Regions from separate parts of the Mus musculus genome. Here region 2 is linked to region 1. Evidence: chromatin loops called from intact Hi-C (ENCODE). Cell type or tissue: heart. All regions are shown on one strand. Region 1 has its middle 8.9 kb from the start of Gm38534. Region 2 has its middle 8.4 kb from the start of Gm34366.

Region 1 (5,000 bases):
CACTGGAAGTAACAAGAAACCCTCAGCCCGGTGTGGTGGCACACCCCTTTAACCACAGCACCTAGAAGCCTGAAGCATGTGGATCTCTGTGAGTTTGACACCAGCCTTGTCTACCTAGCAAGTTCTAGGACAGCTAGAGCTACACAGAGAGACCCGGTCTCTAAATAAATAAATAAATAAATAAATAAATAAATAAATAAATAAATAGGAGCTGGAGAGATGACTCAGTAGTTAAAAACAAAACAAAACAAAACAAAAACAAACAAGAAAAAAAACCTGGCCGCTCTTCTTGAGATCCCGAGTTTGGTCCCCAGAACCCACACAGCAGCTCACAATCTCCTCTAACTATAGTCTCATGTCATCCTCATGGAATCTGACGCCCTCTTCTGAGTACATGCAGACAAAATGTACATAAAATATGTAAACAAACAAATAAAATAAATTTTTTTTTAAAAAGTGAGTTGCCCTTCTCACTTATGAGCCCTTCTTGAGTAGTTCAGAGCTGAGGTTGCTCTGTCCTGGATGCTGCAAGGATCTTCACTGTGCCTGTTTCTTGTGTGTTTACAAGCAAGAACTCCCCGGGGTCTCTTTAGTGGGATTGCTGGGCTGGGCAGCCCGTCCTTAGCTTTCTGAGCAAGGTGGTTAGTTCTGGGGTGTGTGTGTGTGTGTGTGTGTGTGTGTTGATTCCACTCACTTTACATACTACTTTGCTTACATCTTGTTGGGTCTTTCATCCCCTTTACTCTGATGTACCCAGTGCCTTTGTTTTCGTCATACTAAGGATTTCTGTAAACATCCATTCCTTCACTTTTGCCTTTGTTCGTTTGTTTGTTTGTTTTAACAAAGCAGCATTTAGATAAATAGAGATTCCACAAGTCTCCATGGAACAAAGAACACAATATAGAGAGGAACCCGCCACCAGGGCACGACCCTGAACCTGAAAACTTTGAGGCCGTCAGGATTAAGATAGTCACCACAGCACTAACCCTGGGGAAATGGTCTCTTCTACCTCTAGTGTGGTGCTGGGACTCAAACCCAGGTCCTCTGGTATGCTAGGTTCTACCCACTGTGCCACACCTGTAGCACTTCAGAGTGCTTTCTGCAGTCCGCCAGCTGTCTGCACAGTCTCACTCAAGCTTACAATAGCTCCACTGTTATTCAGCACGCCACAGTCTCTGGTGGGAGGATGTTCTGGTGTGATTCGGTGCATAAGGGTGCTTGCCACCAAGCCTGGCAAATGAGTTTGATCCCAGGACCCACATGGCAGAAGGAGAGAGCTGACCCCTATAAATTGTCCTCTGACCTCCGAATTTACACTAGCATAATAAGAAATAAATGATTTTAAAAAAGGATTTATTTATTTAATGCATAAGAGTACACTGTAGATGTCTTCAGACACACCAGAAAAGGGCATCGGATCCCATTACAGATGGCTGTGAGCCACCATGTGGTTGCTGAGAATTGAACTCATGACCTCTGAAAGAGAAGCCAGTGCTCTTAATGGCTAAACTATCTCTTCATCCCCCAAATAAGTGATTTTTAAAAATGACTTTAAGTGTATGTGCATGTGTGTTTGTGTGTGTGCATGTGTGTCTGTGTGTGCTCATGTATGTGTCTGTGTGTGGTGTGTGTGTGTGTGTGCATGTGTGTATATGTGTGTCTCTGTGTGCATGTGTGTGTGTCTCTCTGTGTACACATGTGTGTGTGTCTGTGGGTGCATGTGTGTGTGCATGTGTGTGTGCGTGCATGTGTCTGTGTATGCACGTGTGTATGTGTGTGTGTGCATGTGTGTGCATGTGTGTCTGTGTGTGCATGTGTGTGTGCGCGCGCGTGTGTGTGCATATGTGTGTGTGTGTGCGTGTGTGTGTGCATGTGTGTGTGTGTGTGTGCGTGTGTGTGTGTGTGTGTGTGTGTGTGTGTACTGTCAACCTTTGGTCGTCATTCTTCGAGAGCTGCTCACCTTGGTTTCTGATAATGGATTTCTCACTTAGCCTGGGGCTCACTGAGTAGACTAAACTGGAGGACCTGTGAGTCCTAGGGATCCTCCTGCCTCCTCCTCCCTGGCGATGGATGATAAGCATGAGCCACCATGCCCAGCTTGTCACTTGGTCATGTGAATGATCAAACTCAGAGCCTCATGCTTCGTCACCAGCAGTTTCCTGACTGAGCCGTCCCTCCTGGGCCCGTGACTGTAACTAAGGGCACTCCTGTTGGGTGGCTCAGGCTGCAGTTTTCACAGTGCCAGGTGGTGGTGGTAGATCCTTGGCATGGATTACAGAGTTGATGATGCTCAGGACTTAGGGGCAGGACATGCAGTGGCCTTGACCTCCTGCATGGTAAGCACCTGGAGTGTTTCGACACACAGGTTTAGGTTAACCATACTGAGAGGAGGGGTCTTCCTGTCCTCCCGGCTCATGGTTTTTTCAAGTTTTAAAGGTCCTTTGGCATGGAAGACCTTCTGCCTGTATAAACATTGGTTTAGGAAGGAAGAGCCCAGTGCGGGCCCACACTCTGACACCAGCCATGCCAGGACACGGAGTGGGCCGCTGCCCATCACTTTCTCCCTTGGCCACCGCAGACTTATTGAGCAATATATTATGAGTGCGCCTCACTCTGATGATGTGTTATGGATAAATCATTAAGGAGGCAGCTCACCGCAGTGATGTATTGGTGTAATAGATCATCAGACTGAAGTCTTCTCCCGACATACGGGCTGGCTCAAAGGGTGGTGTCACTCAGGGAAGAATTAACCCAGCAGCAGAGCTGGCTTAATTACAGGATAAAAGGCTCGTGAATGATAGGCTGAAGTCTACCGCGCCAGCATTTTGATTCTTGATGTAAAAATATAATTGGGCTTCCTGAGAGAACTTCTGATTATTTTCAAACAGCCTTCTGCTTTGTCGCAAGAGCACAACTCGCCATTTGTCCGCAGGGGTGCTTTCTGTTGGAGGTAAGGGGATTTGGTGTGTGTGAGTGTTGTCTTTGGGCCCTTGCCATATCTGAATTATGTCCTTTCTATTTGTAGGCCACAGAATGAGTTACGGGAGAAAAAAATTCAGGCGGCCAACCTTCCAGACCTTCAAAGTAATGGCCATTGGGGTTGAATAGAGCATCCAGATCAAACCTACGTGAGGCAGTGAATCTCAAGTAGTCAACTCTACCTGTGAGCACATATCTGAGGACATCAGTGTCTTCGGGTACTGTCACAGGACAGTTCCAGGTACCCAATATTATGCTGAAAGCTTTCCAGATACTGTGGCATCTAATTTAATTGGCACCACGTTAGGAGACAGGCAGAAACCTACTGTTGTTCTCAGTTATGAGATAAAATCAGCCCAGAGTGGCCTTCTGGCCAAAGTCACCGTGCTGCCCAGTGCTGAAGCCCGAGTACTGCAGGTGACTATCAGCCAGCCCCTCCCCACCCAAGGCTCTGCTTTCTCTGAGGACCCTAAAACAGTAGTGGTTCGACCCACAGACCTCAGCAAGCACCCCGAAGATGGGTTTCAGCTGAGCATGTAGCTCGGTTGGTAGAGTGCTTGTCAAACATGTTCCAAGGCTGGGCTCTATTCCCAGCATGGTATAAACCAGGAGCTCACTTCTGCAGTCAGGAGGTAGAAACGGGAGGACCAGCAGTTTGGGTTGTCCTTGGCTATGTGGAGAGTTTCAGGGGCAGGTTAGGCTACACAAGAACCTGTAACAACAACAACAACAACAACAACAACAACAACAACAATCATTGAAAAAGTGATGCTTTTTAGAAACAGTCTCTTACTATGTAGACTAGGCTGGCCTTGAATTTACAGAGCTCCTTTTAATCACAGAAAGCTGGGATTAAAGATACCATCCAGCTCTCCAAGAAAGAAGTAAGAGCAAGGACAGCCTGAGACCTTTCTTTTCTTTTCAGACATGTTGGTCAAACTGTAGTTACTGCTGAGTACCTACTAAGGCTCCCAGTTTTAGCTCAGTGGTTGACAGTTTGAATCATAGTTAAGGACTATGTTATTATTTGTGAACTATTTTAGAACTATTTGAAAGCTAAGTTATTATTTATTTAAATATTTGCTTTATGATTTACTTATGTGTAGGTTCATGTGGGTGCCCACGGACCAGAAAAGGTCATTGCAACCCCTGGAGCTGTAATTATAGACAAATTCCCATGGTCTGTAAGGGCAACAAGAGCTTTTATCTGCTGATACATCTCTCTAGCCCCTATTTACTTACTTCTGAGCTGAGGTCTCATGTAGCTCAGGTGGTCCTTGAAGTCACTATGTAGCGGAGGTTGACCTTGAACTCATGACAATCCTGCCTCTATCTTCCAGGTACTAAGATTATAGGCTTGGTCTGCTATACACAACTTTATTTTTATTTTTTAGAAAGGGTACTTGCATTATGGCCAGGGCTATTCTGAAATTCCCTACAGGCTACAGCCCATGCTGACCTCAAATTCATATTGATCCTCCTGCCTCAGTCCCAACAGTGCTGGGGTTACAGGCATGGACCACCTCACTCTTCAAGGACACAGACTACACTGGAGGAGGAGGGCTGGGGTTCCAACATTTTGTAACCTGGGGTAGACCATTTAGCTCCTGCATGCTTTGCATTGCTCATGCAAAAAGGATAGCCCAGCACTGCTGCTGCTCTGAGGGGCTATAGGAACCAAGGGAATCTGGATATTAAGAATCTAGCATTAGCTGGGCATGGTGGTGCACATCTTTAATCCCAGCAGAAAGGTAGAGGCAGGCAGATCTCTGTGAATTTGAGGCCAGCCTGGTCTACATAGAGAGTTCCAGGACAGCCAGGGCTACACAGAGAAACCCTGTCTCGAAACAAACAAAGAGCTTAGCATTTTGGGCCCACCTCAGTTGACAGAGTGCTTGCCCAGCATCCAGAAAATCCTGGCTCTGATTCCTAGCCCTGCACGGGCACGGTAGCACATAACTGTAATCCTAGTCATTAGGATGTGGAGGCAGGAAGATCAGGAGTTCACGGCACACACGAAG
Region 2 (5,000 bases), 56 kb after region 1:
TTTATTTTTTAACCCCTCCTCAAGCCCCTCCGCAGAGCTGGTTGCCTTTGTCCCTCTGCTCTCCTCCTCACCCTGTCACTGAGGTCTGGCTACCTTGTCTTGGTGGAACAATGCGGGCTGTCAGCTTTTATTAAGCGAGCTGAGAAAAGCGCGGTGATTTCAGGTGGCTGAATGCTTACAAATTCTGCCCTTCATTCTACCAACCCGGAGTTTCTTTCCTGGTTGCCAATAGACTTTTTTGAGTGTGTGTGTGTGTGTGTGTGTGTGTGTGTGTGTGTGTGTGTGTGTAACTACTCCTCTCTGCTTTTCTTCTTCTCAAATATCAGCTCCAAAAACTAAGCAGCCCAGGGAGAGCCTTTGCAAGGTCATTTAGCCAAGGACACAGCACAGGTGAAGATCAGCTGCAACAGCCCTGTTGGAAAGCTAGTCTCCAACCGCCTGGAGGGTGGAGGGATCTGAAAAGCATCAGAGGCTGCCTCCCCCCCCAACCCCCTGTCCTTTCCTCCCCCCCCCAAGCCCACTTCAGTCTGGGAGGGGTCCCAGTCTGGTGTTTGCAGTTAAGGATCCGTGCAAGCGTGAGCATGCGTGTGTGTTGCTGCTATAGGGTTGAAACTCAAGCTCAAGAGATCGATAGAATCCAGGTGTGTGGAGAAACGGCCCCAAATATAAGGCACATAAAACTCTGTTTGTGGGTGTGAACTTGCCAGGCACAAAGGGAGCTCCGCCCTCTCCCCCTATGCCCAGTTGGGGCAGGATGCAGAAGGGACAAGTGAGTGTCCCTGTCAGGAGTGTAGGAAGTCACTGCATTCGAGGAAGCCTTGGCAGATGGCAAGTCCCAGTGTAGGTTTCAAGTATGGACCCTGCCCTGTGGGAGCCGGGTGGCCTGGGATCGGAGTGGTCTCAGCTGACTGTATCCATCTCAAAGAGCTCATAGGAAGACTGAGAGAGAGGTTGGGTGGAAAGCTTCAAGTATTACTCTTGGTTCACAGGACAGACGCAATCAACACTGGCAAATTGGTTACCATCTCTCATCAGGCTCTGGGGTCCAGGCCCCCGCTCCTGCCTTAATTCTTGCTTGGTAGTGATCTATAATCCACTGTTGCTTCCTGAGAGGGAATGCACATTCTCAGGGGCCAGTACCCCAGTAGGAGGATGGGGCTGAGACCCCCACATGTAAAGGCATGTGTCCTTTACAGCCATGTCCCCTTAGATGGCTTCAGCATGGAAAAAGATTTTTTTAAAAATCCAAAATAGCTTCCTCAAGCTCAGAACTCAGCCAGGCTTCCAACATTGACTGGGTTCCAGATGGGCTCCAAGGAGGGAGGCAGACTCAGTTAAAGAACCCAACAATTGGCCTTTAGATCAGAGGCCTGAACAGAAGCATAAAGCATGAACGTAACCGTTGTTCTCTCCTCTCAGCTGACGTGAGCCTGTACTTGGCCTTGGGCCGATTCATGCTGGCACTTGACGAGAGACTCCATTTAGAACGTCTGTCCGCGGATGAACGCTGGCCCCAGCTTCCTAGAGGCTCCGAGAGGTGGGGCAGAGCAAGCTTCCCCGTTCTGATCACACACATTTCCCATTTAATTCTCAAAAGTCCTGTGAAGTAGGTTTTATTGCCCTCATTTTACACAAGAATAAATGGAGACTCGGAGAGTTTAAGAAAGTAGCCCAAGGCCTTGGAGCCAAGAGAGGAGTCAGGATCTGTCCCGGAATCTATCAAAGCCCCAAATCCAGGCCTGTCACTCTACACTAGTGTCTCCAGCGGCCTTTAATTAATCACCTAATAAAGGCGGGCACGATGCCTGTCAAGTTTTGCTAACAGTTAATATTGCCTCACTTTCACAAATGATCAACCAGCCTGACGGAGAAGCTACCGGCAGGATTCCCCCCACCCCACCACACACATGCCAGAATTGCTTTGGGGCCCCACCTCCCACTAATGATCGGAAGCTGCCTTGGGGAGCAATCCTTTTTAAAAATGAAGCTGTCTCAGACTTGCAGTGGACAAATACGGGGAGAGCCGTCTCACAAATCTTTCTTCAAGGAGCACGTGGTGGATGGGTTACACTGTGTAGCCAATGCTGATGTTGCTGACTTATTTGGGGGCCCGGAGGCCTGTGCGGCTCTGCTCTGAAATAAAACAAGAAACTTTCCTTGTTTCCCATAAAGTCACAGCAGGAAACCAAGGTGGTCTGCACGGGCTTCGAGAAGTGATTAGAGGGACCAGGGCCCGTGAGTAAGCACGGATTTTCACATGTTCCTGCCTGCTATAGAAAAATACCCCTTCCCCAATCTCTGGGTCTTATGTTAACTTTAAGGGAAATTAACATGAGACCCAGAGATTGTGGTGTGTGTTTGGAGAGATGGCTCAGCAGTTATGAGCACTGACTACCCTTCCGGAAGTCCTGAGTTCAACTCCCAGCAACCACATGGTGCCTCACAATCATCTGTAATAGGATCTTAAACCTTCTGGTGTGTCTGAAGACAGCGTCAGTGTACTCACATGTGTAAACTAAATAAATAAATCTAAAAAAATTAAATAATTAGACTAGAATGGTTCCTCCTCCCCCACCCCATCCGTCTCTCCCTCCAGTCTTACAGTACTCAGCGTTGAACCCAGGACCTCACATGTACTAAACAAATACTGTGCCGCTGAGCCGTGTGTGGCTGAGCCGTGTGCCGCTGAGCCGTGTCCTCAGCCCTCTCTCACTTTATTTTGAGACAGGGTCTTGCTGTGTCGAGGCCAACCTCGAACTCTGGCTCTTCCTTTGCTTTCTGAGTGTTGTGATTACAAGCATGAAGCCGTATGTTCGGTCTGAATCACAAGTTTCTGAGGTTCTTTTATGGTGTGTGTGTGTGTGTGTGTGTGTATGTGTGTGTGTGTGTGTGTGTGTGTGTGTGTGTGTGTGTGTCTGTGCCTTTGTCTGTGTGTGCACGCAGACATGTGCACATGCTCAGGCACTTAGGTAGGCAAGCACATATGTAAGCACGTATGTAGAGGACAGAGATGGATGTTGGGCATCTTCCTCAATGGATGGCTCTTCTGCCTTATTTTTTGAGGCTGTGTCTCCCAGTCAAAACCAGAGCCCACCAATATGGCTGATCTCTCTAGCCAGATTGCTTTGGGCATCCCAGTCTCCGCCTCCCCAGGCCAGTTGCCACGCTCCCCTGGCATCTTAAGTAGCTTCTGGAGATCTGAGCTCTGGTCCTCACACTTGGATAGCAAGTCTTTTAAGCATTGAGCAATCCCTCGTTCCCAGCTAAGGGTCTTTCAGACTCAAGTGTCTGTATCTAAAGTTGTGTCTTCTTACCAGAAACCTTTGAAGATGAAATATAAGTGTCTTGTGACTTGGGACCCTCTGTTCAATGCCACTTTTGGTCTTCACAACCATCTCTCTAGGTAGATATTTTCTCCATTTTAAAGTGAAGCCGAGTCGTCTGTCTAAAGTCAAAAGCTAGAAAATGGCTGAGCTGGACTTTGGAAGGCCCAGGGCTTTGCTGTGGTCACCCTGGTTACATACTTACATCCTGCTCTCAGTCCATAGCTCTATCTGAAAGGCCACAGAGTAGCCTCCTGTTCCCGTCCCCTAGGCTTTATAGAGGTCTCTACACCCTGAGAATCACTCAGAACTTGTTTGTCAAATGAGAAAACTAAATGAATAAAATATCAAAAATACAACCACCAGCCACCAGGTCCTCTCTAATTGGTCCCCTCTCTTATTTCACAGCCCCATTTAAAGGTGAGAACTTTCAGGCCCCACATGAAGGTGTGAAATCTAGACTTCCCTGTTAATTCTTACTACTTTTGTTGCCCCTGAATGAATGGGCCTGCTGATCGATCACATCTGGGCTCGTATGTTCAGGGCTGGAACAGACAGGTCCGTGCTGGAAGTCTGAGCCCGGTTCTCAGACTGGCTGGCCCTGCCTTTCTCTAGCTATATGACCTCTATGGTCACTAGCTTCTCTGAGCTGAGACAGATTAGATCAATGTCACAAACTCCAGGCCTGATTCAAATGGGCTGGATTAACATGAAGAGTAAAGTGTGTGTGTGTGTGTGTGTGTGTGTGTGTGTGTGTGTGTGTGTGTGTGTGTGTGTGTATTTGACTAGGTTGCCAACACTTGAAAAGTATTCACATAAAACCTCAACTGTCCCAAACCTCATGTGCCCTGGGTGATTGACAGGCTGGAATTCCCGCCCTCCAGTTCACCAGGAAGCAGCTGATGAGAAGGGTGCTCACTGAAGTCTCTCTTGCTTTTTTCTGGAGCCCTGCTTCTGTGTTGGGCTTGGCTCTGGATTCTCACTCTTCTTGGCCTGGAAGACATCTGCATAGGTAGCCTCTGGTTCCGTGGCCACTAGGTCCTGGGCCTAAGGGAGTCATCTGACTGTTTCCTGGGCTTCAGGACTCACCTTGGGCTGAGTGACTGAGGGTGCAGTGGGGAGATGGGGTCTGGGGACGACTCTGGTGTAAGGCTACTGCTCATTGGGAGAGTTGAGAGAAAGCCTGGAAGTGTTCCATACTTATTTGACCCCAGGTCTATACTGGGTCTCTCTCAACACCAGTGGCTCTCAGCCTTCCTGATGCTGTGACCTTTTAACACAGTTCCTCATGTTATTGTGACCCCCCACCCCCCAATTATTTTTGTTGCTACTTCGTAGCTGCAGTTCTGCTACTGTTTGCCAAAGGGGATGTGACCCACAGGTTGAAAGCCACTGCTCTAGGAAGCCAGCAATACCGGTGATGAACGGGTACGTGGACCCCCAGCCTTCCTTCTGGGTGCCTCTGTCGGTTCCTTTTCACAGAGCCCCTGCTTTTCAGAGATTAATTGTTGCCAAATACAAGTTATTTTCTAATCCTTTCAGGCCCCATTTAATCCTTCTGCTTTATTTTATCTTTTTTTTTTTTTTTTAAATAAAGTCGCTAAGGTTTTTTTTTTTTTAAATTTGTTTTGTGGATTTGCCCATGATTGTCCAGTTTGACAAATTGGATTCTTAAAG

The links. Hi-C counts contacts between places; a loop is a spot of excess contacts. Peaks named below come from ENCODE experiments on the same cell type or tissue, not always from the same donor. Only the 100,000 strongest peaks of a DNase experiment are listed, where the experiment ranks them.
Region 2: it touches region 1 in a loop (2.5-fold over the local background); 4 of 42 quality-filtered maps call a loop at or near these places.

Annotation. Positions count from the first base shown.
Region 1 is chr11:88,219,521-88,224,520 of GRCm38, forward strand. No RefSeq gene overlaps it. Among named protein-coding and RNA genes, the nearest start is that of Gm38534, 8.9 kb to the right of the region's middle. In heart, no CTCF peak of the experiment used is centred here; no DNase peak of the experiment used is centred here.
Region 2 is chr11:88,275,299-88,280,298 of GRCm38, forward strand. No RefSeq gene overlaps it. Among named protein-coding and RNA genes, the nearest start is that of Gm34366, 8.4 kb to the left of the region's middle. RefSeq lists an enhancer at 1-777. In heart, no CTCF peak of the experiment used is centred here; no DNase peak of the experiment used is centred here; H3K27ac peaks cover 1,671 bases.